Regions from separate parts of the Mus musculus genome. Here all the other regions are linked to region 1. The links are chromatin loops, found by intact Hi-C in ENCODE. Cell type or tissue: heart. All regions are shown on one strand. Each heading gives the region's core, and the rest is flanking DNA. Links, peaks and the distances in the headings are about the cores only. Region 1 holds the start of Cradd (CASP2 and RIPK1 domain containing adaptor with death domain). Region 2 overlaps Cradd (CASP2 and RIPK1 domain containing adaptor with death domain). Region 3 overlaps Gm29684 (predicted gene, 29684). Region 4 has its middle 57 kb from the start of Gm29684. Region 5 has its middle 18 kb from the start of Gm33230. Region 6 has its middle 24 kb from the start of Gm33230. Region 7 has its middle 31 kb from the start of Gm40744.

Region 1 (4,463 bases), core at 299-4,298:
GGTAAATCTCTAACCCAATATGCCCTGGCAATGAAAACACAACTCAATTAATATGAATACATGCTGTGAACCTAGACTGGGCAGATCTACTGCTACTTTACCATCTTCCACATCTATGAGACCCCTTAGAACTTGTGATTTCCCCAGGCCATGTGCTTCTGCTCTGCTTTTCTTCCTTATCCTTCTCCCCTGTGTCCTCTCCCTCTTCCATTTTTCTCTTTCTTTTTCTGCTCCTTTCACTCTACCTTCCCTTTTATCTGCCCAATCATCAGCTCTCCTTTATTTTACACTTTAAGGTGGGAAGCAGGTTTACAGGAAATCACCTGAGTGCTGACTCATTCCTTGTTCACAACCCCTCACAGGAGAACAGAGTGAACATCAAATATAATTAGCCCCAGGGCTATCCACAGCAAATCTGTTTTAATCTTCTGTCTCCTCCTTCTCTGGCTCATTCTGTATTTACCTGTGTCTAGCTTGTCCTCTCTCTGCAAACTGTCCGGGTAAAATTGTCCTCTTTCCTTCTTCACGGCTTCCTTTCCTCTCTCCTCTTGTGAGAGTTGGGCATATCCAATTCTGTCCAGTCTTTCTCTGATTCGTCACTTTGCCACTCAACTAGATATCACTTTCAAACATGGGTGCTTCATTTTTACAAAGTAACTTTACCTCCACTGTTTGGGATTAAGGACCTGTTTGTATTCCAGCAAGAGGGACTGAAGCTGTGTGCTAAGGGCTGAGCCACACCACAACTAGAAACAGATTTTTTTTTTCAATAAATAAGAAAATCTTGGGGTTCATAGTGTGATCAAGTATCCGGCAAAGTAGGAAGATTCCCTCCTCTGAGCTAAAGGTTTAACTCTCCTCTTCCTATAGTTGTGTATTTCAGTATGTTTTTGTTTTTTCTCCTGGCCCCTGCTACTGAAATAAAAATTCTGAGATTCAAACCTATTTACAAATACCTAGTTCATTAACTTTGCCTGTTCCTTGACTCACAAGAAACATTAGCTCATAAATTAATTACCCCATTATTCTATTCTAAATCCTGCCATATGACTGGTTACCTGGTCCTCAGGTTTTTGCTTTGGTCTCCATCAGCATTCTGGGGTCATTCTCTCACCTGTCTCTGTCCCAACATATTCTCTCTCTCTCTCTCTCTCTCTCTCTCTCTCTGCTGGATGTCCCACCTTTTAACTTCATGCCTAAGCTCATTGGCCAATCAGCTTTTTATTGACAGGTCAATGTTTTTATACAGTGCACAAGAGATTTATCTCTATACTCATTTGGATGATCACCGAAGCTGTTGTTGACAGTTATTCACCTTTTATTGTTTTCCTTTTTTTAAAGACCAATGATTCTAGAGCTAAAGATAATGAAGGACCCTCTGTGTAGCTCAAGCTTGTGCAAGGAGGTGACAGTTGGGTGATTCACTAGCAATATTTTGACTGCCATTAGAAGAATAGAGTCAATCATACATGGTTGTGTGGTGTACTGGAAAGAGCAGGAGATCAGAGGGACTTGGTTAGAATTTAGGTTTTACTCTGTATTGGCTGTGAGATTTTGGATGATACAATTGACTTTCCTGCTTCTCTAGACTGCAATGATTTGAAATGCTAAAAAGAATTCCTACCACTTACATAAAAACACTGTCAGTAAGACAGCTAGTGCCTGCATAGAAACCCTGGAGTATATTAGCATTGTAAGTTTGCACATACAGTTGAAAGGTGTTGAGGAAGGAGATTTATAAGTGTCTACTGATATGTTTATAGATATTTTATTTTCAACTGGAGGTACTGGTAGAAATATTCTTTTTCTATTGTCAAAAAATTTTTTTAGCACACACATCCTTTTTGTTACATGTCACCCAACTAATTAATGAGTTTATTAATTGTTTTATTTTATGAAGTAATTTGTGCATGTAGGTGTATATTACTGGGAGTTGAACTCAGGGCTTAACTGCTAGATTAACTTTTGACTAGCTTATTATAGTCAGGCTCTCATGGAGTTTTTTCTGTTAAGATTCAACAATTCATTTACTCTTTCACTTAGATAACGTAGATCACCTGTTCTCAACCTGTGGCTCTGTAACAACCCTTTCACAGTGGCAGTGTAAGACTTATCAGAAAACACAGATGTTTACACTAGGATTTATAACATAGCAAAATTAGTTATGAAGTAGCAACAAAAATAATTTTATGGTTGGGGGACACCATATTACAAGGTCAAAGCATTAGGAAGATTGAGAACTACTGCCTTAGAGTTTTTAAACCACTCTCTCTCTTTTTTAATGTAGGAGAGTGTGCCTCTTTTCCCACAGCAAACATGGCGGAACAAACTTCAACCTGACGTCTTGCGCCCTCAACAAAGATGGCTACAGCACTTCCTGCTCTTGCCTTTAACAAAGATGGTCGCAATACTTCCTGTCTAGGACTTTTGCCCTCAACAAAGATGGTCTTTATGGTACAGGTTCCCTAGCAGTCTGGATTCCGGTTGTAGTTTTAGTTATTCTTTTTTTTTTTTTTTTTAAACGGTACGTGGTCGCAGACGTAAGTAAGATGACTCCATCTTCTCTCGCTGTCCCCGCGCCGTGGCGACATCGCCCCTGCGCGGCTCTCCCGGGGGCTGGACCGGGGTTCGGGTGGCGGTGCCGGGGGTCGGTTTCCTCCGAGAGGACAGTCTGCGGCTTCATTTACCGTGAAAATCGTCGGTAGCTCTAACTGTGCCACAACCACGGCTTTCAGCTGCCGAGACAGGGAACTTTTTACAAGTTCCAAATGGAAACACGCTGCCAAAACAAAACAAAACAAAACGGTCACCCACGCCCTCCTCACCTGCCACCTCCCGATTTGGCGGAAGATCGCGAGCAAGGCTGGGATCCGACGTCCCGCTTGTGTGGGCTGAGGGTGGCAGAAGCCCCGCCCGCCACCCTTGCTCCCCTTGCCTTCATTGCCACCGCAAGCCACCCCGCAGCACACTAGCGACCTGAGCTCATTCAGTGTCCCATGCATGCGTGCTCACGGCCCTACTGCGACCCACATTCCGAATTCTTGTGAGGCTTATCGGTAAAGGCACACAAACACTCATTTTCTTGAGGGTGCTTGTCCTTTCTTTGAATGCTCTATAAACTTCTTTCCTCCGGACTGTCTTCTATTGCTGGTCAGGGTCTATAAATAAATGTCCCTGGTGCTTTTTAGCAGTTTCTAAAGCGTGGGTGCTGGACTAACTCTGGCAAAGCAATATTGAAATCCACTATTTTCTAGCATTTAATTTTATATAATAATATAAATAGATTAATAAATCTGTAATCCTTAGGGATTGCATTTTAAGTAAGGGATCAGATCTGTTTTCTGTTGGCTCTCTTACTGCACAAGGAATTGAAATAGGGCCCCATTATCGTGAGAAGCAGAGGTAGAAACATCCATAATGAGTGTCGTTCATTATGCCGGGAAGTGTTTGAAATATCCGTGGTTTGGCTTAACAGCCGCTTAGGAAACACCGTGGCTCAGCAGCCTCTTAAGATATAAAGACCTGACTGATTTTTGAGGTGCTCATTAATGAGTTTGCAGCAATACACTGACTTTGGGGGGGGGGGTGTCCATCAGCATTCCTGAAACCTAGGTGCTCATTTTGGCTCTTTCCAGGAAGAAATGGAAGCCAGAGACAAGCAGGTACTCCGCTCCCTGCGTCTGGAGCTGGGTGCCGAGGTACTGGTGGAAGGACTGGTTCTTCAGTACCTTTACCAGGAAGGAATTTTGACAGAAAACCACATTCAAGAAATCAAAGCTCAAACCACAGGCCTCCGGAAGACAATGCTGTTGCTGGACATCCTGCCTTCCAGGGGCCCCAAAGCTTTTGACACCTTCCTCGATTCCCTCCAGGAATTTCCCTGGGTAAGAGAGAAGCTGGAGAAGGCGAGAGAGGAAGTCACAGCCGAGCTGCCTACAGGTAGGCCCCAAAGAGATCCCCTCAAAACAGCTCTGGAAGTGTTGCAACCATGCCCAGTGGATTGGAATTTGGTCTTTTAGGAGGGACCAGGGCCACGAGCATGGGCAACGGTTTGGATGCAGAGGGCATGGCGTCGGAGGGTCAAGACGAGGAGGCGGTGTTAGGAAACTCGAGGAAGGAAGGGAACATGAACCCTGAGGCTGAGGGGTTAAGGAGGGAACTGAGAGTACAATTTAGACATGCTTCCAGGGGAACTTGGCAAGTCACATGGGAGGCTTGTTCTCATCGGAGAGCCAGGTCAATCTGAGCCCTTTGGCAACAGGAACCGTTTGGAAAGCGCAGATGGGAATGCAGGCTTTGGCCTACTGATAACTGATTTGTGGGGTGCCAAGCTGCCAGCTGGAGGAGGTCAGATCATGGGAGACAGCCTCTAGGAAGGCATGTCCTGCACCTGTCCCCACAGCCAGCCTCCAAGGCCAAGGGGATTATTTTGAAGCCTGCCTTTAGTTTGTTTTTAAAGGCTG
Region 2 (4,463 bases), core at 207-4,206, 110 kb after region 1:
CAGCAACAGTGCAACCCACAACCTTCCCCCTTTTTGTTCAATACAAAGGCTTCCTTTGTTCAGATCTAGATTGAGCACAACCATAACAATCATGTAAATACAGTGTATGACAGTGCACTTACCATCCAGCCTACCATATTTGTCCTCACATATTCTTCAGTCACATGCAGAAACACTGGAAGGAGCATAGTACACTACTCTGCTTCTATTTTTAGAAAGATGAGACCTCGGGCTGGAGAGATGGCTCAGTGGTTAAGAACACTGACTGTTCTTCCAGAGGTCCTGAGTTCAATTCCCAGCAACCACATGGTGGCTCACAATCATCTGTAATGGGAGGGATCCGATGCCCTGTTTCGGTGTGTCTGAAGAGATCAACAGTATACTCGCATACATAAAATAAATAAATCTTTAAAAGAAAAAAAAAAAAAAAGAAAGATGAGTCCTCTATTGAAAATATACATGCCCAGACACCTTTGAAAGTTATTTTCAATTGGCAAATTATTCTGGGTGCTTTCTCCATGAGAAGGAGTTTTAAAATGTGTATTTGTTAAGCTTAGCGTTGTTAGGAGTAATGAGGCTACATCTCACAAGTATAAGTGGGATGTGCTCTGCTAGTCCTGCAAGTAACTAAGATGACTCTGTTATCTGATTTTCATTTTCTTTAACATCAAATTGAAAATAAAAACTGTGTCCACTCCAGCAGGTCCTGAATGTGAGTCGCCCCTAGCTATAAATGGCCCACTATGTGATCTCTATTTTCCTCAGCTTATTGGTTCCTTGACTGGCGGGCTAGATCTCAAAGAGATAAGGCTTTCTGGGCTCAAGTTGCTCACTGCAGTCACATGACTTGTCTGAAACCAGAGTTCTCACCGTCCACGGTGGACTTGTTGTTGTTGTTGTTGTTTTGTTTTGATTTATATTGGTCACTCATTGCAAGCCAGAGTTATCTGGGAAGGGAAACCCAGATTAAGAAAATGCCTCCAGCCGCGCATGGTGGCGCACACCTTTAATCCCAGCACTCGGGAGGCAAAGGCAGGAGGATTTCTGAGTTTAAGGCCAGCCTGGTCTACAAAGTGAGTTCCAGGACAGCCAGGGCTATACAGAGAAACCCTGTCTCGAGAAACCCTGTCTCGAGAAACCCAAAAAAAAAAAAAAAAAAAAAAGAAGAAGAAGAAAGAAAGAAAGAAAGAAAGAAAGAAAGAAAGAGAAAATGCCTCTATCAGATTAACCTGTGGGAAAGTCCGTGGGTCATTTTCTTGATTAATGGTTGATGTGGGAGGGCCCAGGTGACTATGGGTGGTGACACCCCTGGGCAGGTGGTCCTGGGCAAGCCAGTAAGCCGGATTCCTTTCTGACCTCTGCTTCAGTTCCTGCCTCTAGGTTCCTACCTAGAGTCCCTGCCCTGGCTTCCCTCAGTGATGAAAGTATCCTGAGAACCGAAAGGTGAAACGGGCCTTTCCTCCTCACTGTGTCTCGTCACACTGACGGCAACCTGAGAAAATAAGGACATTGTTTTACTCTCAGCATCGTGTGTGGAGTCAGAGGAGGCAGGACATGTGAGGACACTGAGAACCATGGGAACTGGGCCTTGTCATTGACCCCATGAGACTGAAGACTCGCTTTCCTGCAGCCTCCCTTCACAGCGGAGGCCACGGCTCTCCACTCCTTCCTTCTGTGGCTTCCTTGTATGTCAGAGACCACGGTGGCCATTCCTTTTTATTTTTCTACCCAGCCCCTGTTGTCCAATCCCTGTGTCAACAGAGAGTGTCCTTTCTTCCCAGAAGTGCCTCAGTACTTTTCCAGGAAGCTGCGTGTTCCCTCCAAGCCGAAGCTGAGCAATGCCTGGCGTGGTCATTTGTTTTCAGAGTCGCTGGCTTGTCACTAGAGTCAGCTAGAAAGTGCGAGGTGCCTGCTCAGGCCAAGGCCAGCACTGCTTTCCCCAGACTCACTGAGTGTGCGCAGCCTCGATACAGCAGGCCCTACGCTAGTCAGAAAGAATTGGAAAATGGGTGAGGCCGGTTACTTGTTGGTAATTTGAGACAGAAAGAACTGATTGGCTTGGGAAATTATAGAAAATGACTAAGGCACACAGCCAAAATTAAAATATCAAGTACACATTTTACTTTAAAAAAAAAAGGTTTTAAACTTTAAAGTATACCACCAGTTCCTAGGGATAAGGATGGAGGTCGGTGGGAGGGAGGAGGGAGACTGAGAGGCCAGCCTGAGCTGGTCAGAGGAGCTCCGTGGATTACCTCGTGTCCTTGCTAGCTCCCAGCTGGAAAACAGCATTGGATTGCCCACATTATGTCAGATGCCTCGGTGAACTTGGCTAAAACTCTGTATCTTCAGCATTCTAGACAGGAAGGAATTTTGTAGGAGAGATGTTTATAGAAAATAATACTGTAGAAAGACAAAGCCAAGATAGTCCAAGTTATTATATTGTCGTTGTCGTCGTCGTTGTTGTTGTTATTGTTATCTCTTTCACAAATCCCGTGTGGGGCTTTCTAAGTAGAGATCTTACAGTAAATAAAAGTAGTCGGAACTGTTTGGAAGGAACACCCTGAGCCTGAGCCTGCGCCGCTTCCTGTCTCCCCCACCGCTCTGTGGCTCTGCCCTCTACTGGAGTTTTCTTTGAAGAGTCATAAGCAGCTGGAGATGGATGCTGCCCGAGCGAAGGATGTTGTGGAAGCTGACCCAAGGCCACAGAGTTGTAGCCCATTTGAGGAACACTTTACGACTGCGGCTCCTGTAGAGCTCCTCTGGTTAGACAGTGCGCAGGATCCCTCCCAGGAACCAATGGCACTCCTGTCTCCTCCTCATCTCCCAGAAGCAAAGAGGTCAGCTCGAAGTACAGCTCCGCCAGGCGTGGCCTAAATACTGTGTGGGGGTTCACTTTGGCTCATCTGGAATTTCATGCTACCATATCCTGACTTCGAGTCTCTGCTTCTTTGGAAATAGTGAGGGCTTCACCCATTCTTTTTCTAGTTATTCAGAAAAATGAAATCTGTGGTTTAGTTCACCAACTGTCTTTTAGTCAAGAGATACTTGTGCCAGAAAAAAATCAAAGTACTTGAAGTTTGAAAAAGCAATGTGGTTTGTCAGGCTTAGTCACTATCTTTAACTTTACCCTGACCATATTGGCTCTTAGGTTCCAAATTTTGGCTAGAAGTGAATTTCTTATGATAAGAATGATATCCTGAATGGAAAGAGGTCAATTAACAGTAATTATTATCAGCAGCTCCTCAAATAAAAAGCATTGAATACATTCTATGTACATTCATGCACACACCCTCACTAGTCCTACAAATAACTGATCATAGCTTTCCTCTTCCGCCACTTCCTCCTCCTCCTCCTCCTCCTCCTCCTCCTCCCCCATCTCTGTCTTTATTCAAACATGGGGATCCCAGCTACCATAGGAACTTTTTGGAGAGGACTTATAAAATACAATGTTATATGAATAGATTTTCGTCGTTATGGAAACTAATATGGAAATCCTCCGAAAACTAAAACAATGTGGCCCCACTATTGGGAAATGAAATAGGTGGGTTGAGCAGATGTCTGCATTCACAGTGTCATTCTGAATAGCCAAGAGATGAAACTGACTTTAGAGACTGTCAGATGAATGGATAAAGGATGCACATACACACATTGTTAAGAGATGTAAGCCAGGCACAGAAAGATGACTGTCTCATGATTCCGCTAATATGTGAAATAGAGATCATAGAAGCCAGAGTAGAATGGTGGATACTGGGGGCCAGGAAGAGGGCTATGCTGGGAAGATACTGGTCCAACGATACAAAGTTTCTGAGAGACAAGAGGACACAGCATGGTGTTTAATAGTTAACAATGCAACATTTATTTTAAAACTTCAGAGAACAGACTTCAAATGTTAACACCACAAAACTATAAGTATGTGAGGTGATATTCAATGAATACATTTATTAGACTATAGTATTTTCTTGTAATTCTATTGTTATTTTATATTAATAATAAAAATTAATATTATGTTATTTCAAAATAGAAAGAGAGAGGAAAGTAATGCTGGTAGTTTTTTCTGTCTCAAGGCTAACTTCAGAAACAAATGAGACTTTCACTCAGACTGGTTGAATTTCTTCACTTATCTTTGTTTCTCTGCGTTAATTTGTAATAGTTTGAGATTCTGATAAGAAGTTTAATTTTAGATTAGAAATACTCATGAGAATCCTAAGATGCTGCTAACCACATGTAAGTTGGCACAGTTTTTCAAAACATTTCTCACTCTATGCTTCCCTGGAAAAGCTTAGAGAATAGTTCCTATTTGAAGAACGGACTGCCGGAGGGGTAGCCTGGTGTCACAGTGAAAGACTCAAGGGGGGTAGCCTGGTGTCACTCAAGATAAAATACAGAATTCAGGGACCTGGGCCTTAGAAATCATGGGGAGAAAAGGAAAGAGAAACTTGCAGAAAGGAGGCGAGAGGATGCTG
Region 3 (4,463 bases), core at 156-4,155, 180 kb after region 1:
CGGCCCTACAGCAAGAAACTACTGAGAGGCCAGCCTGTGCAAGCTGGCCACAGTGCTCCCAGCTGCCTGCCTTCTCTGACTCTTGTGCTCACTGTTCTGTTCCCCCAGGTCTTCCAGGAAGCCTGACTGATCAGAATGGCCCAGAGAGAACAGGTGAGTACCCAAGTGGGTACAGGGACAAGACACCCTTGCTTGCTTTTTTGCCAGAGGGGTCAATGATGCTACAGTAGACTGGCTCTTGCCCTACTGCTTTGAGTGAATTAGCATAACGAAGCTCTTTTCTGGGAAGGGGACTCTTCAGGACCTAACTTCCATGGATCCCCCCTCATCAGCCTTTAGGGAAACAGAAGGAACATTTTGATCAAGGTTTTTCTTAGAAAAGCCCTCCGTGGACCTGTTATGGGAAATGAAGCTGGTTTTGTTTTCTTTGATTAATCACAGTGCCCTGTTTCCAAAAGCAAATGTGGCCTTGCGTCCTCCTAGGCACAGGCTGTGCTGTGAAGGAGAGGGCTTGAAGCTGTCCCCAGGACCCACGCAGCCTTGTTTTCTTCATCCTGTACGCTCTGCGGAGTTCAGGTTACTCCCTTTTTTCCTTTGTGATTTCTGCCCAGTAGAACCAGATCTTTAAAGATTTCTTTACAGTTCCTTGAAAGCTGGAGTGGAGAAGCCAGCTGTGAATTATATAACAGCAAGGTCATTTTTTAAAGCAACAGTGGCTTCCTATATAGGCAAGGGGTATTTCCCAGCCAGTTTCTAAGTATAAAGAAAAGCCTATGAATTTTGTGAAGAAAAATCAAGGAGATTCTATCTACGGTCCCACCCCTACTGTCCTCTCTCACTACTTTGGTCAGGAAAAGATAATTCCTAAGATGATGGTGGGGGGGGGTGGTTGGGGGGGCGTGTATGGGGAGGGCGGGATGGGGATGGGGAGTGTGGGTGCAAGTGGTTATGACAAGATGACCAAAACAACTACTAAAGCAACCAAAAGCCTCCCAAAGCCTTTTTGAAGAAAGACGGGGGTGGGGGTGGGGATTTTGTTCTCTTTCTTCAGGTGGACAGAGAGCCATTATTCTTGTTCAAAGTCACAATAAAAGCAGAGAAGAGGGGGAGAAAGCTGTCTAAAGTATATCTTTGTTTTCACTTAAGAGTCAGGGAGCTTTATAAATAGCCAGCCTGGCTTTTTCTTTCAGGGGAGCCCCACGCTTCAATTTAAGCTCTGCAGAAGCCTCAGCTGCTTTCCTTTCTTTGTCTGTAGACTAAACATCCCTCCGAAGTGCAGCCCCCTCTCTGGCATCACCCAGGGGCCCTGCTCCTTGACTCTAGATAGTGATTTTTCAATGAAGGGCAATTTTGCCTTCTAAGAGGACATTCTGCAACATCTGGTGTGTGTGTGTGTGTGTGTGTGTGTGTCTGTCTGTCTGTCTGTCTGTCTGTCTGTGTCCTGTCTCCAAAAGCAAACATGGATTGTCAGAAGGAGCATAGCTTATGCAGTGAAGGACAGTGCTTGAAGCACAGTCCCCAGTATCCTCTCAGCCCTGTCATCAGAGACCTGCTCTTCAGCCTGCACCTTCCAGGTAGTTCAGGTTAGTCTTTTTTTCTTTGTGTTTTTCTGCCAGTAGGAACATGCTGCCAGCATGTTAGTAGAAGTAGACTAGGGATGCTTACATATGACCCCCAACACACAAATGGATTGTTGAAAATGCATGTAGTGCTGACCCTGAGAAACCTCGGTCCACACCATGCCAGGAAATCGAGTGGAAACTCTCAGCTTTGAGGATTGCTAAGAATCAGGCTGCCTTGCAGCAGGCTTGGCCTCTCTCCAACGGCTGCTGTGAGAGAGTCAAAGCTGCTGTAGGAAATGCCCTCTGGCTGTGGTCAAGGGTCCCCCGTGGAGTTGACTATGGGGACACACAGCAAGCACATCGTCTGGACCTGGTGTTTTATAATTTATAGTCACAGGGCGCCTGTCTCCATTTAGCAGCAAGCCACCTGGCAACTGTCCTGCCAGGGAGGAAGCAGTTATGCAGAGGCCTACAGCCCCAGTCAGCTGACAGCCCGTGGTATATGGAGATGGGAGTGCTCAGAGGCACCTGGAAATAGACCCGACATAGATGGCTGAGCACGAGGTACCCCTTCAGACCCATCCGTCAGCAGCAGGCCCTGCCAGAGGATGGCCTATTGAACATTTCCAGGAATAGCACCAGGAGCCTGTCAACTGCTTTCTTGGAAATACACTCAATAAGGATGGCTGTCCTCCAGCCGGCAGAGCAGAAAGCCTGGCCTGGACCAGAAATGGCAGCTCCTGGAGGCAGCCTTCCTTAGGACCTTGAGAATGGGGCATCTGTTCTTTTGGGCTGCTTGTGGAACTTCCATCAGTTGCTGGAGTCACTCAGGGTGGAAAGGGACGTTGAGATGGCCTGCAGAGGCTCCAGGTCCAGCTTCCTTCAGACAGCTTGGTGCCCTTCACACGCATAAAAATATCAACAGGCAGGAAGGTGACAGGTTAGATGACAAGCTCTTGTCAGCAGTGAGAATTCACATCGCCTGGCAGTGAACACCTACACACCTTCTCTTATAAATTTCACCCCTAAGGACACCCAAAGGAGCTCCAGAAAGGGGGTTCTTTCTTTAAAGCCCCCATCTTCCAGTCATTCTGAGAATATATCAAATATATAGCAAAAATGAAAGAAAAAGCTTACAATTTAATTGACTCACTCCTACTATATGCAAATCAACCTTTTCTTTCAGGGAGGCCTGATGTGTCTGTTGGCATTTGGCTAACCTGGAACCTCCCTTGACCTTTGGTTCAGGAAGGGCACATGTGGTGTGGTTGGACTCAAAGAGCTCCTACAGACCCAGGCATGGGTGTCCTGCATGAACAAGAGACCCCAAACTCTCTGGAACATTCAGGAAATATTGTTCAATCCTATTTTTTTTTCAATCCTATCTTTTGAATTGTGAGAGAATTATAAAGTTTATCATAGAGCATTTTATCTTGAAGGGCTACAAGAAAACATTTGATGCCTACACAGAGCCACCATGAGCTGGGGATCACAGTGCCAGATACTGAAATTAGACTTGTTTTAGATAAACAAGAAATTGCTTTTTGACGCATGTCCCAAATATTTGCCATTTAGTCCAAACTCAGATGAACTGGGCATTGTTTGTTTTGTTAAATCTGGCCATCCATTTGGGGAGGAAGAGTGGGCTACTTATTAAGTTATGATGGGAAACATAAAGAAAAAAAGTTAATAGAAAAACATTTCAGGCAATCAAGGAGGAAGGAGAAGGGTATTGAGAGAGAGGGAAAAAGAGAGAGAGACTGGAAAGAAGCAGAGACAGGCAGAGTGAGAGAAATAGAGCACTGAGGAGAGAGAGATGGGGAGGAGAGTCTCTGTGGAGGATATGAAGGATCTGGGAAATGATGTCTGCACAGGGTGCCATCTCCCTGGGATGTGCTCATGGGTTGGCTAGCCCCTGCTCCTGCATCTTCTGATGTACTTGTCTGGCAAAACTCACAGTGGCTGCCAGAGAGACATGAGTCTCCAAGCTGCAACTGCACCATTTATATCCATATTACCACAGATTGGGTTGTTCAAGATACTGACCTCCTGAAATGGAGTCCTACAAATCAGACCAGGCCTGAATGGCACCCCCGAACCCAATAAAAAGTGAGTTCCCCTACCACACGGAGACTCATAAGCAGAGCCTCTCTCTGTCTGAGCTGGTCTCTGTTTTACCCATAAGGAAAGGGACTTTGAGTGGCAGTTCCCTTCTTAGCCCTGATCTGTATTTCTCTACTAAAGCCTGCCTATTCTTAAATCACTGGAGTCGTTTCTACGGTGGCCCCATTTAAGAGTTCCCAGATATTTGTCTGAGTCATCTGCTGGGTGGAGCTTCTCAAAGGACATCTTGCTCCTGTCTGCAAGCATAACAGAGTATCCTTAATAGGCTTAGGAGTTAGTGCTTGCCCCTGGGACAGGTCTCAAGTAGGGCTGGTTATTGGTTGGGCATTCCCTCAGTCTCTCCTCCATTCCCCATGCCTGTATTACATGTAAACAGGATTCATTTTAGGTTGAAAATTTTGTGGGTGGGTTGATGTCCCTATCTCTCCAAAGGGGTTCCTGTCTGGCTACAGAAGGTGGCCTTTTCCGGTTCCATATCACCAATGTTGTGAGTCACAGCTAAAGTCACCCTACACTGCTTCTTGGGCATATCCCTCATCCCAGGTCTCTGTCTTGTCCTAGAGATGCCCTGCACCTCCTCACTCTGGTCAGTTGCAGATTTCCATTCATTTTCATGGCCATCTCTCCTGTCTTTCCCCACACCTGATCCTGAATCCCCCATTCCCCTCCCTATATCCCTCCCTCCTAGTTCACTCCCTCCATCTTCATCTTATGACTATTTTATACAGATACCCACAGCCAAACAGTGGACAGAGCTTGGGGACTCTTATGGAAGAA
Region 4 (4,463 bases), core at 163-4,162, 240 kb after region 1:
GCTTTCTGCATGCAGCGGGCAAGCTGATATCCCCACCAGCCTCTTGAATGTGATTAACAGGAGCCTGACTTGAAGATAGATAAATTGCTGGCATGCTGACAAGGTCAGGTTTTGACTTTGTCTAATCATCAGAACACTGGGGTTATAAATTTGTAAGATAATAAATAACACCAAGACTGCATCGTTAGCTAAGTCAGCCAGCCAATATTTTTGTAGCAGGGTATGCTGACATAGCTATCTGACTGAGAAGGCATACTGAACTTTTCTCTCAGGCGCATTCTCAAGTACAGGAGCTAGCTCTTTTGCAGTCATCTGTCTGTCTGTCTGTCTGTTAAGAATTTTCCTTCTGTTCTCTCTTTCTTTTTAGACAGGGCCTCGCTATGCAGCACCCATGGGCCGGAATCTCACTTTATAGTCCAGACTGGCCGTTAATTCGTTGAGATCTACCTCCCTCTGACTCCCAAATGCTGGGATGGAAAGTGTACAGCATCGTGCTTTGTCACATTTTGAACCTGAATACAACCTTGTTGGGGAAAATCATTATAGCAAGGTGAAAACATTCAAGGTTGGAGATAATACCAAAAGTGTCGACCGACTGGCGAGATGGCTCATCGGCTGAGATCACTGACTGCTCTTCCAGAGGTCCCGAGTTCAGTTCCTAGTAACCACATGGTGGCTCATAGCCATCTGTAATGAAATCTGACGCCCTCTTCTGGTGGGTCTGAAGAAAGCGACAGTGTACTCACATAATTTTTTTTTTCTTAAGTGTTGATGGAATGAATGTGGGGGGGTCCCTGAAAAAAAATCATACCTCATCGGCTGCCTCTCACAGGAGAGAAGTATGTGCTCTGGAGCCCAACACTAGATTTCCATAGAGGCCATACTCTGTCCTAAGCAGGGATCGAGCCCAGTAAGAATGAGACAGCCTATCCTAGGAGACAGAGGACTCCTCTGATGTCTGCCTTTGGCCTGAGACTTCCCATCAGTCTTGGCAAACCTCTGCTGGATTGTACAGTAGTCTATAATGCTCCTGTCTGGTGTTTCTCCCCGATTGGCTTCTTGGGGTTGCGGTTTGACTGTGCTTACTTATTAAAGTTTGCCCTGGCATCTGTTTTTCAAATGCCCCAGATGAGCACCATGAACAAGCCCTGCTGAAATCCCAACACAACAGAGAAGTAGACTCAAGGTGGGGTTCTAGAAAACCAGAGAGCTGATAGTTACCCAGGCATGATCAGTGAAGGAGTGGGATGCAGGGTTTCCCCACGTTAGACAAGGAGCAACAGCAGGGAGCATTTTCTGGAATCTAGAGGCTTGGGGAATGGATTGCTTTATAGGAGTTAGAGAGTTTCCATAAGGATTGTAGTGAAGTGGAAACGTAAGAGTTCTTCGGAAAGTCGGTTGGATGGTGTTTTGCTGGGGCAAACATGTGAAGGAATGTTTAGCTGAAGTGGACACATGAAAAAGAACGTTCTGCTAAAGCAAGAAGGTGAAAGGACATATGATGAAGGATTCCTCACTAGCAAAGCATGTATTGGTCCACCTTCCTTTGTGTAGTTGAGCTGCATTTGTCAAGACTCCATAGAGAGAAACATGCCGAAAAACTTTGGGTGGTGTGCTGCAGTTTCTTGCCAATTCCAAGGACTTGGGCTGATTGGCAGAGTGGTGTCAGCTGAGACAGACACATGTGCTGAGGCGAGACCTGTGGAGGACACATATTTGCAGGGAGTATAAAAAGGACTCAATGGACAGTGATGGAGGCTGAGCTAGGCTTGCTTATAGAGCTAGCTGTGCAATGCTTGTTGGTCTTGTGTCTCCACTGTCTTCACTGATCTTCACTTTGCTGAGAGAGGCACAGCCAAGAACTTCTGCCATCCCTCCTACTGACTTGTGCCAAGGCTGAGGCCTGGCTGTCTCTGCTAGGTCATGCCACCGCTGCTGATTCCTGTTTGCTAACTCTAACTTTACTGAACTGGTCTGCTGGTGTCTCAGTTAAAGTGCCTGTGAGTGGATCAGGCTGCTGTAGCTAACCTGTGAACAGAACTGTCAATTTCCAGACGACACAGATGGGAGTTGCTCCAAAGAACCCCTCTAAACAGGTCCACTGCCTTTGTATCCTTTCTTTTCCACTGCCTATGGTGGGTTGGTGGGTTGAAAGGGAGGTTAAAGCATTTAATAACCATCATTAAAAATAGACTTTGAAAAAATTAGAGTTATACGGTAACCATAGGCAGGTTCCCAGGTAACAGGAACTCAGCACTCTAAATTCACTAGTCTGCCCCCACCCAATCCGAAGCTTACTGGTGTTGAACTCAATTGGAAACCGAGGGGTTTGTGGGCATGTTGAAAGCTCGTGTGTGTCCCACACAGGGAGGATGAGAGTGGCAGGACTGAGAGGAGATGTCTCCAGACAAAAGCCAGAAACCAGCTTTGGTGTGGTGGCAGCGAGCCTTCTGCCTAGGTTTGCCAGAAGCAACAATCCTAAAAGAAAATAGCAAGTCAGCAAACCAACGAGCAGTTTCCTTCCAAGGATCTGCTGCTTCAGGGCCGAAGCGCGTCTGTCAGCCATGGTTACACTGAGCCCTCTGCATCTCTTAGCCTCAAACTCCCCCAAGTGGCAGCTTCATCCTCCAGCTAGTCCACCTGATCCCTTCTGAGTGCTGTACTCGGCGTAGTCAGAGACAGGACAGCCATCTGTCCTGTCAGGCTTCACGCAGGAGGGAGAAAACCTCTCCAGAACATCTCGGAAGATTCTTATTAACAGCCATGGTTGTGAGAAGAGAATGCTGAACAAGCCCTGGGTTCTGCTGGAAAGGGAGGAGCCTGCTACACATTCCCCCCTTTCTTTCTTGGCGGAATCTTTTTATGAAGTCCAGGCTGGCTCTGAGTGTACCCTGCCTTCTCTGTGCTGGTTTAGAGGCATATGCACCCTACCCCACCCACTTCATTTAACTTCAAACTACAAACTGAGTTAGCTCCCTGATGCATACGTCGGATTACTACATCATTCTTCTCTTCGTAGAACCCTGCCACCCTGGCATACAGTCAGTACCATTGTTCTGGAACCCCAGTGAGACACCCCAGTCTCCCTCCTCTGCCGACTCCCTATCTGTCTTTATAATACACAGTCACGCCCTTCCCACGGCCGTTCACTTTGTGGGTTCTTTCATGACCTTGGTATGGAGAGCCCTGCATCATTGGCCTTCCTCAGCTTGTTGTAGGAAATACCACATGCATGTGACATCCCGGGAGCCTTCCCATGGCCTGCTGTGTGCTCCATGACAGCTTGTGTTTGTCTGTAGGGCTTCTGTGAATCCCAATAACCTGTCTTCTAAATAGTCTCTCCTGGTTTCTAGGATGGAAGGAGGAGCCTGTACTTATTGAAGGCATGGCTGGAAGCCTGGGTCAGCACTCAGCTTCTAGCAATCAGGCAGCCTGGGATGGACTCTTCTTGGCTTTGTTGTTGTTTTCTAGTGACCCTAGGCAAGTTATTTAACTCCCCTGCGTATCTGTGTCCCCACGCGTCAGTAGGAACCTAATATTAACAACCTAATGGGATTTATGATGAACGTCAAGCAAGGTGACTTATGTAAAGTACTTAGCAGAGCGCCTGGTACAGGGTCATTGCACAGTGAGTATTTGCAGACTGAATGGTGATGAGATAAAATATGTTTAAACAGAACTGAGTCTTTTCCACTATTCTGGAGTGCCACATTATGCCCTAATATACTTGCCCGGATAGAGGTCTGTCAAGGCCAATCTTTTCTATGTGACTGGGAAGGGGAAAAACGTAGCTGTCTGCTGATCTCCTAGCACCGTTACCAACTGTGATGCTGCTCAGATCTGCCACTACAGATTGAGCCTCTCAACTGTGCCAGCAATTAACCAATACTTACTAAGCAGAAAGGCAGGTTTGAGAGCAAGGGACTCGCTTCCTGCCACACACACTTCAGTCTCATCCATTAGTCAGCATATAAACAGCAAATACATTAGCCTTCAAAAGAACCTCGGAGGATGGGTGGCACTTACTCAAGAGGAACAGGAAGAAAGAAAGATTACCCAGATAATGGGAAGAAAAGAGAAGTGGGAGCTCAATCAATAGAGGAGGGCAGTGTGGGCACATCGGTGAGTGGCAGCAGAGTCTTGCAAGAAGAAAGTCTTGGATAGCTTCCTTAAAAAAAAAAAAAAAAGGTGAACTACCTTAAATTAATGTTTTGTCACAGAAGTATAGAACCAGGAAGGAATTTTAAATCCTCTTGTTTGAAGAAACTGGAGCTCAGAAAGGGAGTTTTGACCAAAGTCACCTCATTGGTCGACACCCCCAGATTTCTCTTGCCTTAGGCTGTACATTTCCTTTACTAAAGCGGCTCTTGAAGAGTTTAGACTATTCGGCTTCTTAAAGCGACACTGAGGTAGCTTATTAGGAAAGTTTCGTCATGGGTGGGGAGGAGAGAGAATAATGGGTG
Region 5 (4,000 bases), core at 1-4,000, 72 kb before region 1:
TGTCCTTACTCAGATCCCAGCTCTTTACATATTCCAGCCCATGAACACACTTGTTGACAGGCTTGGTCCCCATCAGTGGACGGTTAGGTTGTCTCTGCCCTCACAAACAACAGTGTATTAAAGCCTCTGGGCTTATGAATGTTCTGTGTGTTTATGGGCACAAACACACGGAGTAAATCCCTGCCCCTGGAACTTTTTTGGTGACGGGGTACTCACATGGGACATGTTAGAAGGTTTTCAAAGGCGGGTAGTCCTAGCAATATTTCAGACATAAATAAGTTATTATCTTTCACATCTCCAGCCTTTACCAGGCTTTCTTGAAAACAGTTAATATTTAAATGACACATTTGTTACCGAGAGCAAATCAGCTTGTGTTAAGTTGCTAATTAAGTGTCTTTAAAGTTAAATTTCAAGTCCCAAACAGAGGTCTCTGGAGTGTGCAATTCTCTGCCAGGGCCTTTAGAAACTAGCAAGAAGCCAGCCGTGACAAACTCATCCCAGTCTCCAGGGACATCAACGGCTGTGGCATGTGGCTCTGGAAAACTAGCTGCTTTGAGAAACTCTAGGGTGGGATTGGGAAGGGGTTTGTTTCATGTGTAAGAGTGTTGTCACCAATTAATTCACTTCAGAAACACTGACTAAACACAACCATAGCAAAAGTTTCTCCTCCCCCTGCCTTTCTTTGTACCAGCCTCCCGACACCAGATGGGAGCCCGGTTCTAGGAACCACAAAATTAATTTCCTGCCACTGAAAGGTGATCCAGCAAGGGGATTAGCTTTGCCTGAGGGTGGCTATACACTATATCTAGATCTTGCCCCCAAAGGGATATTTGGCTTGCTTGTGAGTTTAGTGGCTCAAAGCGTTCCACCTGCACCAAACGGTCCATTTAGCTCCTCACTTGAGTTTTCTAGGTAGAAACATTACAGATGAAACCAGGTTCCAATGGATGAGTCAAGTTTTAGAACTTGGGATTCAAGCTGCTATTAAATTGCATTATCGGCAATCCTAGTAGCACTGCCCCCTCCCCCATAGCCTTTTAGATTATAGTCAACCTTGAGGGTGGGGGTTGTGTAGAGTGTTGACAGTTGTCATAATTCCTCAAATAACCACTTGACTGAAAAAAATGGCTATTTTAAAAGCAAACTCCCTCACTCTCAAAACTCAAAGACAGTCACATTGGGATGGGGGGGGGGGTGTCTGGGTGGCATCCAAGAGGAAAACAAAGAAAAACAAACAGCAAAACTCAAACCAAACCAGTTAAAACAAAAAGAAACTTCCCATTCTAGGTCCAAAATTGTGCTTTCAGATAGAGGAGACAAATCAACAGGGCTGAGGAACCTGCTAATAAAAGCCTCTGATTTCAAACCAGTGTCCAGTAATACAGGAGGGGCACATTGGAAGAGTGAGGGAGGCGAAATGATGTCCTGAAATAGAATGGTCCTCTCAACGGTCAGGAAGCACCTGGGGACTTACTTGCTTAGAAATTCAGACAGAAATTGTTTCTGCAATTAGTGGGAAATGAGGCTTCTAAGCGCCAACGCCTTTAATATTTTCATGCCTTTATCTGCCTTTTCCATCAACGTGAATTACAGTGACAATGCATTCAAGTTAATAATACCAAATGTAACTTGGGTTGCAAGGGTGGGGCAGATGATGTCAAGCTAGGAAGGACACTTAGACTGGACACTTGGCTTTAACTCCGAATCTCCCTTTCCTGCTTTGCCCAGAGCCTGCACACCCAGCCTGCGGGGCTTTCATTTTTACAGCTCCTTTCAAGATTCTGTTTAAAAGTCGAAAAGTGAAACAAAGATGTTTTAATTGTTACAACGTCTACCACCTCTTTTAATTTTTTTCTTTTTTCTTTCTTAACATCCATAAAGACTTTAGTCCAGGGGTTCTCACCCTTCCTAATGCTGAGACCCTTTAATACAGTTCCTCATATTGTGGTGACTCCCCCCCAACCATAAAATTATTTTTGTTGCTACTTTATAGCTGCAATTTTGCTACTGTTATGAATCACAATATAAATAACTGGTATGCAGGATATGTGGTATGGGACCCTATGAAAGGGTCACTTTCGTCCCACCCCGCAAGGGGTCACCACCACAGGTTGAGAAACACCTGCTTTAGAAGCTATTCTTTTCCAAAGTCCTTTACTAGCAACTGACCAGGGTTCTTTTTTTCTTTTTCTTTTTCTTTTTTTTACTTATTCACTTTACTCCCACTTACTGCCCCCCTTCTTGTCACCCCCTCCCACAATCCTTTCCCCTTCTCCTCTGAGTGAGTGGGGACACCCCCGTGTCCCCCACCCCCCTATGACAAGGGTTCTTACTAGGATTTTTCCTCTCCCTAAGAAGTGTTCCAACTCGTGTTTCTTTAGATACAATCGTTTTCCTTTGGCACTCTATCATGAAGGCAGTTGGTTTGCTTGAGAACTCTGTTGTTTCAGCACTTTAGAATGTGAATCCACAGTCACTGGGTTGCTAGAAAAAGATGTCATGAATCAGTTTTGAGCACTAGAACGCTGGTAGTTAAGGGGAGGGCTTGAACTTGCATACCATTGATCTTTGCGTTTTAAATAAGAGTTAAAAAAAAAAAAAAGTCCTGTGGTTATGTAAGCGGTCCTTGAGGCAGGTTTGACTACATTTTCTTCAAATGTCAAATTGAATAATCCAGTCAGAAGCACGGGGTCCCAAGTCTTGTCAGCAGTTCTGAAAGTTAAGATTTATTGCGACTTCTTTCATTGCCTGGGCTTTATTACTTTTGAAAAATATGTGACGGTATTACCCTTGGATTTACTGGGGTTCTTAAGGTCTTGTCAAAAATGAAACAAGTCCTCTCTGTGGTAGGAATCGCCCGTAAGCACGGTGGTGAGGGGAAACTTTGCCTTGAGAATCTCACTCTTAAAAACAAACTACGCTCAGCCCTTTCTTTTTGCCAGTAGTCATTTATTTTACCGATTCTGAGCCAATGGTCAACTTCGGGGATACTTCACATAGTTCAACAAACTGTATGAGCTGCTTTTCAAAACACGGCTTGCATTTCCTGCCCCTCATCCCGTTTAGAAACCTGATGGAGTGTTTCTGAAGACACGTCCCTAAAACTTGAGAGGGAAGCTCGATTCTTTCCACCATTCTTTGTGGTCCAGAGGCCAGCTCTGAAGTGGGCTCCTTACCGACGACTCCAATGCACCTTGAAAGGCAGGAGCTGAGCGAGGCTCACGTTTCCTGCCTGTGCGCGCCTCTCCGCTTGGAATGTTTTTCTGCCAACTGAAAGTAGAGCTTGATCCTCCTCCTCTTCTCCTAGATTAAGCCTGCTTTCACTCCTTTGAAATTAGTTTGGTTCCTGACCAGAAATGCCTAAAAGAAAGAAAGAGAGAGAGGCAGAGAGACAGACAGAGACAGAGACAGACAGAGACAGAGACAGAGAGAGACAGAGGAGAGAGAGAGGCAGAGAGACAGAGACAGAGAGAAGAGAGAGACAGAGACAGAGGAGGGAGAGAGAGAGAGAGAGAGAGAGAGAGAGAGAGAGAGAGAGAGAGAGAGAGAGAGAGAGAAACCAAAGCTCCCAAACCAAACCAAACCACAGCCTCTAGTCTTTCTTTCTGCTATTTTGGACTTAATCAAATAGCATCTACTTTCTCCTTGCTTTTCCTCTCCCCCCACACCCTTTCTTCCCCCTACCCACCCCCCTTCTTCCTTTTCCTCCTATCCGGTAACTTATTTCTTGAGCTCTGGGGTTTTCTCTGTAAGAGGGTATATGTAAGCATGCATGCATGCAGGGGCCAGCAAGTCAACCACTGGTCACTGCTCCTCAGGTACTGTCCCTTGGTATTTGAGACAGGTTACCTCTAGGGTCAGGGGCTCTCTGATTTGCCAGGCTGGCTGGTCAGTGAACCCAAGGAGTGAATCCTTATGCGTGGCTTTCCCCTGCATTCCGGGGGGGGGGGGGGGCATTGATTGAGAGCTCAGGGCCTCATGACTGCACGGCAAGTACTTT
Region 6 (4,463 bases), core at 1-4,000, 66 kb before region 1:
CCTGTCTGGTCTACATAGTAAGTTTCAGGCCAGCCTGGGCTATGTAGTAAGACTCTGTCAAAGAAATGAAATGAAAATTAAACAAACAAACAAAAAAACCCAACACATCTAAAATTTGCATATCGTGCTATGTATCTTTTGTCCTCTAGATCTTCCTTCCTTCCTTCCTCCCTTCCTCCCTCCCTCCCTCCCTCCCTCCTTCCTTCCCCCCCTACTCCTCTCTCTAGACAAGGTTTCTCTGTTATAGTCCTGGCTGTCCTGGAAACCACTCTGTAGACCAGGCTAGTCTGGATCCACCTGCCTCTTCCTCCCAAGTGCTGGAATTAAAGGCGTGGCTAGATTGTATTTTCTGAGAATTCATTGCTCTTAGCTTGTGCTCATTCTCTTGGCATTTTTTTTTAATTGATTTGGGAGACTTTATATATTCAGCATAATAACGCTTTTATGGGTTAGTAGAAGTTGCACTTGCTGGCCCTGCCCGTTTTCAGCACTGTGCCCCTAAACCTGACCCAACCACTGTCATGCTTTTTAAAAAAAAAAAAAATTATTAGATATTTTCTTAATTTACACTGTCTTCATGCTTTACAGTGGTGGCTTCCATGTCAATTCCCACTCGGGCCTGATTTAGCGATATCATTTTTTCCTTACCGTGAGGTCCTACAATCATTCTGTGAATATGTAGAATATGGATTTCCTTTTCTCTTTCTTTCCAGATGGAGAAGCGCCTGACCTAGTATGATTCACTGAACAGCCGTGTGTTTTCCCTGCTGGCTTTTTCCACGGGCATGTGTTTGTCATGCCCTTGACGGTGCCCTGTGCTGGGTTAGCCAATGCCATGGCTTTAGGATAAGCCTTTTGGTCTAGTGTGGCCAGGTGCCTTTCTGTTATCTTAGTGATTTCTGGTTCTTGATTCTTTAGTATGAACGTAAGAACTAACTTGCCAGATACCACAGGGGAAACTGTAGATGTTAACTGTAGTTTCAATGCGGTTGTATTTACTGGAAAGTATTGCCCATGTTGTGTCTTGTCATTTACCTCTCTGTGTTGTGGGTCGATCTAACTTGACTCCATCTCAGTCACCCTTTGTTATGCCTGTCTGCGAATTCCCCACAGTTTTACTGCTATTATTAATGGACACTTTTTAAAAGTTATGCCCTTAGTTATCTGTATGTACATGATAATACATAATAATGTCACTGTTAATTTGGCGATATTAATTTTTATCTAGGTACCTTGCTGAACTCTTAAATGGTTCTAAGAGTTCACACGAGGAGTCTGGATTTAAAGAAACACGATGAACAGTTTTATTGTAAGTTCCCCGCAAACTTTTGAATCTGAGCTTCCATTTACTGTTTTGTATATATGCAGGGTTAAAAAAAATAAACATGGATACCCATTCTTGGTACATTATAAAGTATCTTTATTCATTAACTTTTTTTCCCCCTTCCCTTCTCCCTTTTGCTCTGGCCCCACTCGCTCTGGGCCCCCGCATTAACTTTATTATTATTATTATTATTATTATTACTAACTCTCATTCCTTCTTCTATTAATTGTCATGGAAAATTTAAAAGTTGACAACGAAAATTTTAAATATGTAATAAAAATTTAAATCTTTGAAAAATTAGGAACCTCACATTGCTGATGACCTAATTAGCATGTGGCTTTCTAGTCACGTGAGTGTGTGACTGTGGACTGAGACACAGGACAACTTATAAATCTAGGGATACAATAAGAAAGAATAATAAGGGGGCTGGAGAGATGGCTCAGCGGTTAAGAGCACTGACTGCTCTGCTCTTCCGAAGATCCTGAGTTCAAATCCCAGCAACCACATGGTGGCTCACAACCATCTGTAATGAGATCTGGCGCCCTCCTCTGGTGTGTCTGAAGACAGCTACAGTGTACTTACATGTAATAAATAAATAAATTATAAAAAAATCTTTAAAAAAAAAGAAAGAATGATAAGAATACTGCTAGCACATCTATGCATGTGTGTGTGTGCATGCGCTTGCACACACACACCATTTGTTAATATGTAAAATCATGTGAGATATATGTTATTGACATGAAGAAAACATGAAAATGAAAAATCAAATTTGGGAAGTTACTCTATATTTTGAGTAACTATGGGCGCTTCTGATTGTCTACTGGTCATGCCCATGAATCTATTCCTAACTAGAGTCTCAGGATAGATGATAGGCCTGTAAGAGATCGTGGAGGGATTATTTCAGGGAATGGACATCTCTGATAGATGCTCAGTTCCCAGGACAGCGTAGGCCCCCACCAGATCTTTAATCTGGAAACTAGGAACAGGCTTCCCTAACAAGGTGTGAGCAGCGGTGACAGTGAGGAGAGGAGCCCATGAAATCTGGAGGCCCATACTACTCATAGCCAGGGTGTCAGCCAGTCCTCTCATTGAAACAGGAAACGTCTAACACTAGCTCCTCCTGAAGGGAGTCTCTCAAGGGCCTGGCTGGTCGCATTGGAGGGGCTTGTGTTTCCACGGGTGTTCAAACTTCGTTGGAGTGAGGTCCAGGATGTGGTCTGAACCAAGAGGCTCTCGCCAGGCTCTTTGGTTCTCCACCACTGAATCTACTTGGTCGAAGACCCGAGTCATAGCTCTTCTCCCAAGCTATGCAAATAAACAGTGTGTCCTATTTTTAGGACGTCATTGCTAACAAAAATAGCTCGAAACCCAGACATTTGAATGTCAGCAGACTTCAGCTTTAAGACGCTATCCTGTGGCAGCCATGCCGGGCGATGCTGACATTTTCTCGGGGGTCGTTGTTTGATCTTCCAGCATACTCACTGTTGTCGTTTCTGTTTCCATTTAGGAAAACCAAGGCTCGGAAATGTTAGGTGACCCGCCCCAAGTCAGCCTTTCACAAGCAGAGCCCAGGGTGCTCTGTGAGTCACCAGCCGGACATCACAGCTCTCGATTTCGAACATATTTCCTTCCCACCTCGCCACATTCCATCTTGACACTGGTAACGGGATGTTGTTATTACATGGGACTCGGTCCAGTTTCCTGAAAGGAATTTAGTTGCTACATTAGATTCGAGTTACATAATCAGGAAATCACTTATCCTTCTTAGCGTCTTATTTGCTTTATTAAAAAAGCCATTGGAGGGGCTGGAAAGACGGTTCCGCAGTCAAGAGCACTGGCTGCTCTTCCAGAGGACCAGGCTTAATTCCCAACGCTCACATGACAGCCCACACCTGTCTGTAAATCCAGTTCCAGGGGATCTGACACCCTCACATAGACATACACCCTCACGTAGGCAAAACACCAGTGCACATAAAGTAAAAAACAGTTATATATATATATATTTTTTTTTTTTTTTAAAAAAGAAACCCATTTGTAAAGAAAGAGAAAGTGGAAAGGAAAGAAGAAGGAAAAGAAAAGAAGAGTAGGAGAAGAAGAAGAGGAGGCATCAAATTTCTGTTCATTAAGCTCATTTCATTGCGTTCTTTTTTACAGAGAGACTCAAGACATTTTTTCCAACATAGCATCATCTGTGGCAATTGCTTGGCAATTTAAAGGGCTCCCAGGAACTGCATGGAACAGTCTTAGGACATGCAATCAAACCCATCAGACTCTGGGCAAGCTCCACCAGAAGAGAGGCTGCCTGCCCCTCGCCGATTGCTTTAACCCAAGTTAAAACCAAGCTTGGGATCCCATGCTTGCTGAGATGATTGACGGCTGTCATAGGAGAAACTACATCTGGGAAATTTCTCGCCAGGATCTACTGATCTCACGTCGATGGAATATGGAGAACAAATGTTGGTTTGGTTTGCCAAGCAAAAGCACAGCGAGCACCCAGCATCCCTGTGAATGTAACACACATAGTTTCAGTTTGGCATCTCTCCGCTGGAGTGTGGTACTGTTTCCTGATGAGGTTCCGTTGGCTGCAAAAGCTTCAGTTACTTTGTGGCATGGTGGAAGAAGAATGCCTCACTGAATGCCTGCACCCGGGCTTGGCTCAAACAGCTCAGGAAACCTTACCTGTTCAAGGCTCAATTTCCAAACACTTCCTTTTCTTCCTGTTCTTCTGAACTGGAAGATTCTTAAAAAAAAAAAAAAAAAAAAAACAACTAAAATTGGATTTCGGTCACTGTTGTTCCAGGACAGATGGGAATGTGATAATACTGTCCTTGCATGGATAGGGTGTAGGTATATATGAAAGAAGGCATGCCTCTTTAAAAATTCAATATGCCAGTGATCTGCATTTTTATCCTCTAGAACAACAGCAAAAGGCGTTGTCCAATCTAATATTTATATGCTTGAAAGTTCTCAAATGATCACATATCAAAATTAGCTATAGTGACTATAATTAAAAGCAGTCTCAGCTGGGTGTGCTGGCACGGGGCTGTGATGCCAGTTACTTGGGAAGCTGAGTCAGGAGTGTTACAAGTTGGCAAGGGTCACAAGGCTTGCCCGGGCTGCAGAGTGAGTTCAAATCCAG
Region 7 (4,463 bases), core at 161-4,160, 330 kb after region 1:
TAAAGAAGGGGAACGAGACTGCCGCCATCGTGAAATGAGCAGAGAGCAGGCGGCCAAGGCCGGCAGGGCAGACCACGAAGGCAACAGGAAAGACGCTGCCCGCTATAGGAGCGCACAGGAGGAGCAGTGGTCTGAACCCCTTATTCAGAGCTCTGCCTGCAGTTGCAGGTAGAGGTGATGACCTGAGCCTCTGCCTTCTTCTGCCTTCATTGTTCTGAGAATGACACAGGCAGGGCCACAGAGAGCCCACCTGCCTGCTCTGGGACTACAGATAACATGGATGGTGGAGGCAAACTTCTCTGTCTTAGTGAGGCTAACAAGCATACTGGACTTGTCTTAATCTTTTTTTTTTTCTTTCTAACTATCCAGGACCCAGTCCTGATTGCTGAGTAGATATTTCCTTGGAACTGAAGCATATGCCCACCTCCACCCCAACTCGAACAGAGGCTTGTTAAGGAAATAAACAAAACTTCTGAGTTTCAAGAAGCTATGGAAATTCACAAGAGGGGCCCTCCCTTCCCAACACCATATAAGGAGTGACACTTTTTTTAAAAAAGATTTATTTATTTATTATATGTAAGTACACTGTAGCTGTCTTCAGACACTCCATAAGAGGGAGTCAGATCTCATTACGGATGGTTGTGAGCCACCATGTGGTTGCTGGGATTTGAACTCAGGACCTTCAAAAGAACAGTCAGTGCTCTTAAGCGCTAAGCCATCTTTCCAACCCGAGCAGTGACACTTACTGGAGGTAGGAGGCCGGGGGAGGGGAGATGGGACTGGAGCCCAGCCAACCTGGGTCACACACACCGGAGAGTTGTGCAGAAAGCTCTGGGGATTATGTGGTTAGCAGTTTGGGGATAAGCTTTTTCAGCAGTGCCACAAGCCTTTGTGTCACCAAGTAGCCCTAATAAATTCACTGGCTCACCACAGTAGAATTGTTCCTTTGGTCTGCCGTGGATGTCCTATCTGGGTCAATAGACATTTCTTCATGTCTCCCCAGAACACACTAATTCTTAATTTCACCTGTTCTTAAAGGCCCAGACCCAGAATCATCCCTTTGTAACACCTCTCAGCCAGCAGCCTTCCTCCTTGGTCTCTAAGGTCCTTCCTGCATCCTTGGTACCTGCATCCTGATACCTGCTCGGCAAGCACTGAGAAACAGCTGCAGCACCCAGATGGGCATCTTGTTTTTAGAGCGTGTTAAGCCTCACAGGCAATGAGTGATGTGAATTCAACATGCAAAATGGCTGGTGCTCAGCCCAGGAGTGTGGTGCAAAGCTGGAAACAGAGTCTAGCCACACTCTGCCTCTGGCTTCACCTAGAGAAGGGCTATGCGGAGAGCAAAAACTCGCAACTTCCTTTGTTAAGTTTGCAACCCAAGAGGGAGGGGAGGCAGAAAAGAGTCCTGGCTGAGGTTCAGGTAAGGCTTGTTGTCATCCCCACCCCCACCCCATTCTGCCTCTCCTCTCTGGCTGTCATCTCAGGCATAGCTCACTCTTATCCCTACAAATATCTCTTCAGTTATCTCCTTTCCCACAAGTTACTTCACCCAAACCAGCAAGCCAGCCCGCTTTCCCAAGCCAGGTCCCTGGCATCCAGAATGTGCCTAATAAAAACACATGTTGTAAAACTAAATGAATGAATGAATGACTTTTTTTCATGCAAAGAAGAACGAGCAAATCAAATGGGGGAGGGGCCGGAGGCTCCCAGATTTTAAAAGAATGTATTGCATTGATAGATTAGATTTTCTCTCTCTCTCTCTCTCTCTCTCTCTCTCTCTCTCTCTCTCTCTCTCTCTCTCTCTCTCTCTGTGTGTGTGTGTGTGTGTGTGTGTGTGTGTGTGTGTATGAAGCCCGGCAGGACTCTCCATTCCGAACAAGCTTTCTTTAACTGGTTTCTCAGTGGGGTAACCTCTCATTTCCCAGGAGCACCAAGAAAGGCAAATCAATATTCACTTAAGATAGCAATGTGCCCTAGAACCACAGGGGCCAAAGGGGTAGAACATCTCAAGACCGCGTCCAAGGTCAAACATAAGTGTGTCCGGAATTATCTCAGTGTAATGAGCCAGCTGGCCCCTGGTGCTTCACAAGACGGCTGGGTAAAGATTCGGGCTGGCCTCAGGCCTTGGCCCAGCAGGGAGCTGAGACGGGGGAAGGGCGCCCTCTGCCGAGGGTGAAGAAAAATACAACCTGGCAGTTGGTGAGCCCTATGCCTAGATTTCACTTCTAGAGGGCCATTTAAAACAAAAAACAAAAAAAACCTCAACCAGAGATCAAGCCAAGGAGCTGTTCCTCACAAGCCCTCTCTTAGCCCCTTCCCTTCAGCCCGGTGGCTAATTGCAGTCCTTGATCCCAAGGAGACAGTGTCCCCCCACTCCTGAGGCCTTCGTTTCTAAGAAAAAGACGGCCGATTATTACTTTTTTTGTTCCCTATTACCTTCCTCATCTTGGGCTCTAGAGCTCCGGAGCTAGGGGTCTTGGTCCTGAGAAAGATCTCAGACACTTTTGAGTAGGAGGGAACTCAGACACACCCTAAAGCCACACACACACACACACACACACACACACACACACACACACACACACACGTCAGTTGCCTGTCTATAAAACTGCGAGGCTGTATTCGACAGTCGGGAGGTTCCAACTCTCGTGGTGCCTGCCTGGTGTCCTATTTTAGACCCAGAATGCGTCCGTCCGCAGAGAGAGAACAGCGGCTAATGAGGGATCGTGAACCAACAGAAACAATGGCTGGGGACCACCTAAGCACTTTCCTCCCCCAGGGAAGGTAGAAATGGCTTTCTAAGGACCTGCGTCTCTTTATTGAATCTTGAGTGACACCTAGTGGTCCACCCGCCTCACCGTTGCCGAGGCTTCTGCTCAGAGGAGCTTTAAGTAAACTGGAGCTCATCTTTGCCTTCAAAGACCTGGGGAATCAAAGACAGCCTCGCTGAAGGTTTCTAGCACTTCCCCGCAAGCATTGTCCTACGTGATTCCGAAAGAAACGCTCTTATCTGGAGAGCTTGCTCAACTGGCACATCGTTCTAGCAGCGAATGTGTTAAGCTAGACGCTCTCCTAGGTACTGGGAACACAGATGTCCCAGTCTAGGCTCCTGCTCTCTAGAAACAGCCTAGGTTGGTGCAGAAAATGGACCCGGGTTTGGGGGAGTGTTTTATTTAAAAAACACCATAGTCCACTGGAAAAATGGAGTGTGTGTGTGTGATTTGTGGATGGAGGAGAGCAGTCACCACTTGAGCTGGGTCCTGGAGGTCAAGTAGCGTGACAGAATAAAAGTGGATTGACAGCCCACAATGTACACATCCTTCCACTCCGTTGTTCAAACAATGAACTTGAGGGCTGCTGGGAAGAGAATCTGTGGGTGTGGTTAAGATCCCCGGGTCTGCCAATCTTAAAAATCTAAAGCTTGTCCAAGGCAGGCCTCGCCCAATCAGCTGAACACTTTAAAGGGACTGGAATGTTCCTGGCAGAAGAGATTGGAGACTCAAAAGGACTCTTGTGGAGTTTTCTCTGATTGGTTGTTCATTAGGAATTTGGCTAGCCGGGAGAGAGCTGAGAGCCAAACTGTGAGAAAGTGAGTTCTGACAGTGGCCAGGGCGCTGGGAGAGAAGCCAAAGCTTGCTTTGCGAAAAACCAAGTCCCAGCTGACGCCTGAGTTTAGCTTTGCAACACCACAGAGAGAGGACTCAGGCTGTCTGTGCTGGTCTATAAAACTATGATTAACCAATTGGAGGGGATTTAAGCTGATAGCTATGCAATGTGTTCAGAAGCCACAGAAAAATGGAGGGGGTTGGCCACTTGGAGAACAAAAGCCATCTGGCCAGCAGGACCATGCAGGCAGACGACAAAGGAAAACGTAGCATTGAGAACAGGCTTTGGATGGGAGGCACAGTGTCCTTGGACAGACTGATGGCTCCCTGTACCCCTGTGTTCACAGCGTAAAATGGAGTCGTCAGTGGTTTAAACCTAGAGTTAGTGGTGTGCCTGCATAGACAGGGCTCGATACAGCTCAGGAACTATCAAGTGGTCAGAAGATGTTAGGCAACTCTAGTTGTAGCTCTTAATCCACAGACAAAGCACTGGGCTGAGAGGCCTTGGTCATGGGTTGGTTTTTTGTTTTGTTTTGTTTTGTTTTGTTTACTGGGATAGGGGGCATCTAAGACTATATATCCCTGACCCTACCTTTGTTCTTACTAAATCAGACTCTATAAGTAAGGCCCAAGGACCTGAACTCACAAAGAGCTTCCAGAACGAGAGGGTGTAACTGCACCATTGCAGTAGTTATACATCAGTAAGCAGCTGGTAGAATACAGAAAAGGCAGTAAGGGCAGGGTGTGCACATGACAGGCTTTGAGGGAGCACCGCACCGTCTAAAGGGGTGAACAGGTCACCAGAGAATGTGCTGGGATCATTCTGAGAGGTGGGTGGGGATGGGGATAATGAGT

Evidence for each region. A loop is a pair of places that touch in the nucleus more often than their neighbours do. Peaks named below come from ENCODE experiments on the same cell type or tissue, not always from the same donor. Only the 100,000 strongest peaks of a DNase experiment are listed, where the experiment ranks them.
Region 2: it touches region 1 in a loop (2.4-fold over the local background); 6 of 42 quality-filtered maps call a loop at or near these places.
Region 3: it touches region 1 in a loop (5-fold over the local background); 7 of 42 quality-filtered maps call a loop at or near these places.
Region 4: it touches region 1 in a loop (2.5-fold over the local background); 4 of 42 quality-filtered maps call a loop at or near these places.
Region 5: a loop joins it to region 1, with 2.7 times the contacts of the local background. A loop is called at or near these places in 8 of 42 quality-filtered maps.
Region 6: it touches region 1 in a loop (4-fold over the local background); 8 of 42 quality-filtered maps call a loop at or near these places.
Region 7: it touches region 1 in a loop (4-fold over the local background); 13 of 42 quality-filtered maps call a loop at or near these places.

Annotation. Positions count from the first base shown.
Region 1 is chr10:95,322,062-95,326,524 of GRCm38, reverse strand. Cradd (CASP2 and RIPK1 domain containing adaptor with death domain) reads left to right here and starts at 2,816. Exons shown (of 3, transcript NM_001330138.1): 1 at 2,816-3,056; 2 at 3,636-3,939. The coding sequence starts at 3,642. In heart, for the core only: a CTCF peak has its summit at 2,619; DNase peaks (open chromatin) are centred at 2,514, 2,894 and 4,274; H3K4me3 peaks cover 1,363 bases; H3K27ac peaks cover 2,298 bases.
Region 2 is chr10:95,216,299-95,220,761 of GRCm38, reverse strand. The region is part of intron 2 of Cradd (CASP2 and RIPK1 domain containing adaptor with death domain); the gene reads left to right. Among named protein-coding and RNA genes, the nearest start is that of Gm29684, 73 kb to the right of the region's middle. In heart, for the core only: a CTCF peak has its summit at 2,619 (motif pointing left); DNase peaks (open chromatin) are centred at 1,871 and 2,621; H3K27ac peaks cover 306 bases.
Region 3 is chr10:95,140,695-95,145,157 of GRCm38, reverse strand. Gm29684 (predicted gene, 29684) reads left to right here. Exons shown (of 4, transcript NR_131146.1): 2 at 109-153. Among named protein-coding and RNA genes, the nearest start is that of Gm29684, 2.9 kb to the left of the region's middle. In heart, for the core only: no CTCF peak of the experiment used is centred there; DNase peaks (open chromatin) are centred at 227, 2,097 and 3,897; H3K27ac peaks cover 3,757 bases.
Region 4 is chr10:95,086,480-95,090,942 of GRCm38, reverse strand. No RefSeq gene overlaps it. Among named protein-coding and RNA genes, the nearest start is that of Gm29684, 57 kb to the left of the region's middle. In heart, for the core only: CTCF peaks have their summits at 733 (motif pointing left) and 2,623; no DNase peak of the experiment used is centred there; H3K27me3 peaks cover 378 bases.
Region 5 is chr10:95,394,160-95,398,159 of GRCm38, reverse strand. It overlaps a transcript of Socs2 not described here. Among named protein-coding and RNA genes, the nearest start is that of Gm33230, 18 kb to the left of the region's middle. In heart, for the core only: a CTCF peak has its summit at 2,079; a DNase peak (open chromatin) is centred at 1,569; H3K4me3 peaks cover 693 bases; H3K27ac peaks cover 519 bases; H3K27me3 peaks cover 210 bases.
Region 6 is chr10:95,387,411-95,391,873 of GRCm38, reverse strand. It overlaps a transcript of Socs2 not described here. Among named protein-coding and RNA genes, the nearest start is that of Gm33230, 24 kb to the left of the region's middle. In heart, for the core only: a CTCF peak has its summit at 1,868 (motif pointing left); DNase peaks (open chromatin) are centred at 2,493 and 2,933; H3K27ac peaks cover 776 bases.
Region 7 is chr10:94,990,028-94,994,490 of GRCm38, reverse strand. No RefSeq gene overlaps it. Among named protein-coding and RNA genes, the nearest start is that of Gm40744, 31 kb to the right of the region's middle. In heart, for the core only: CTCF peaks have their summits at 2,166 and 2,843 (motif pointing left); DNase peaks (open chromatin) are centred at 2,160, 2,820 and 3,500; H3K4me3 peaks cover 1,586 bases; H3K27ac peaks cover 1,619 bases.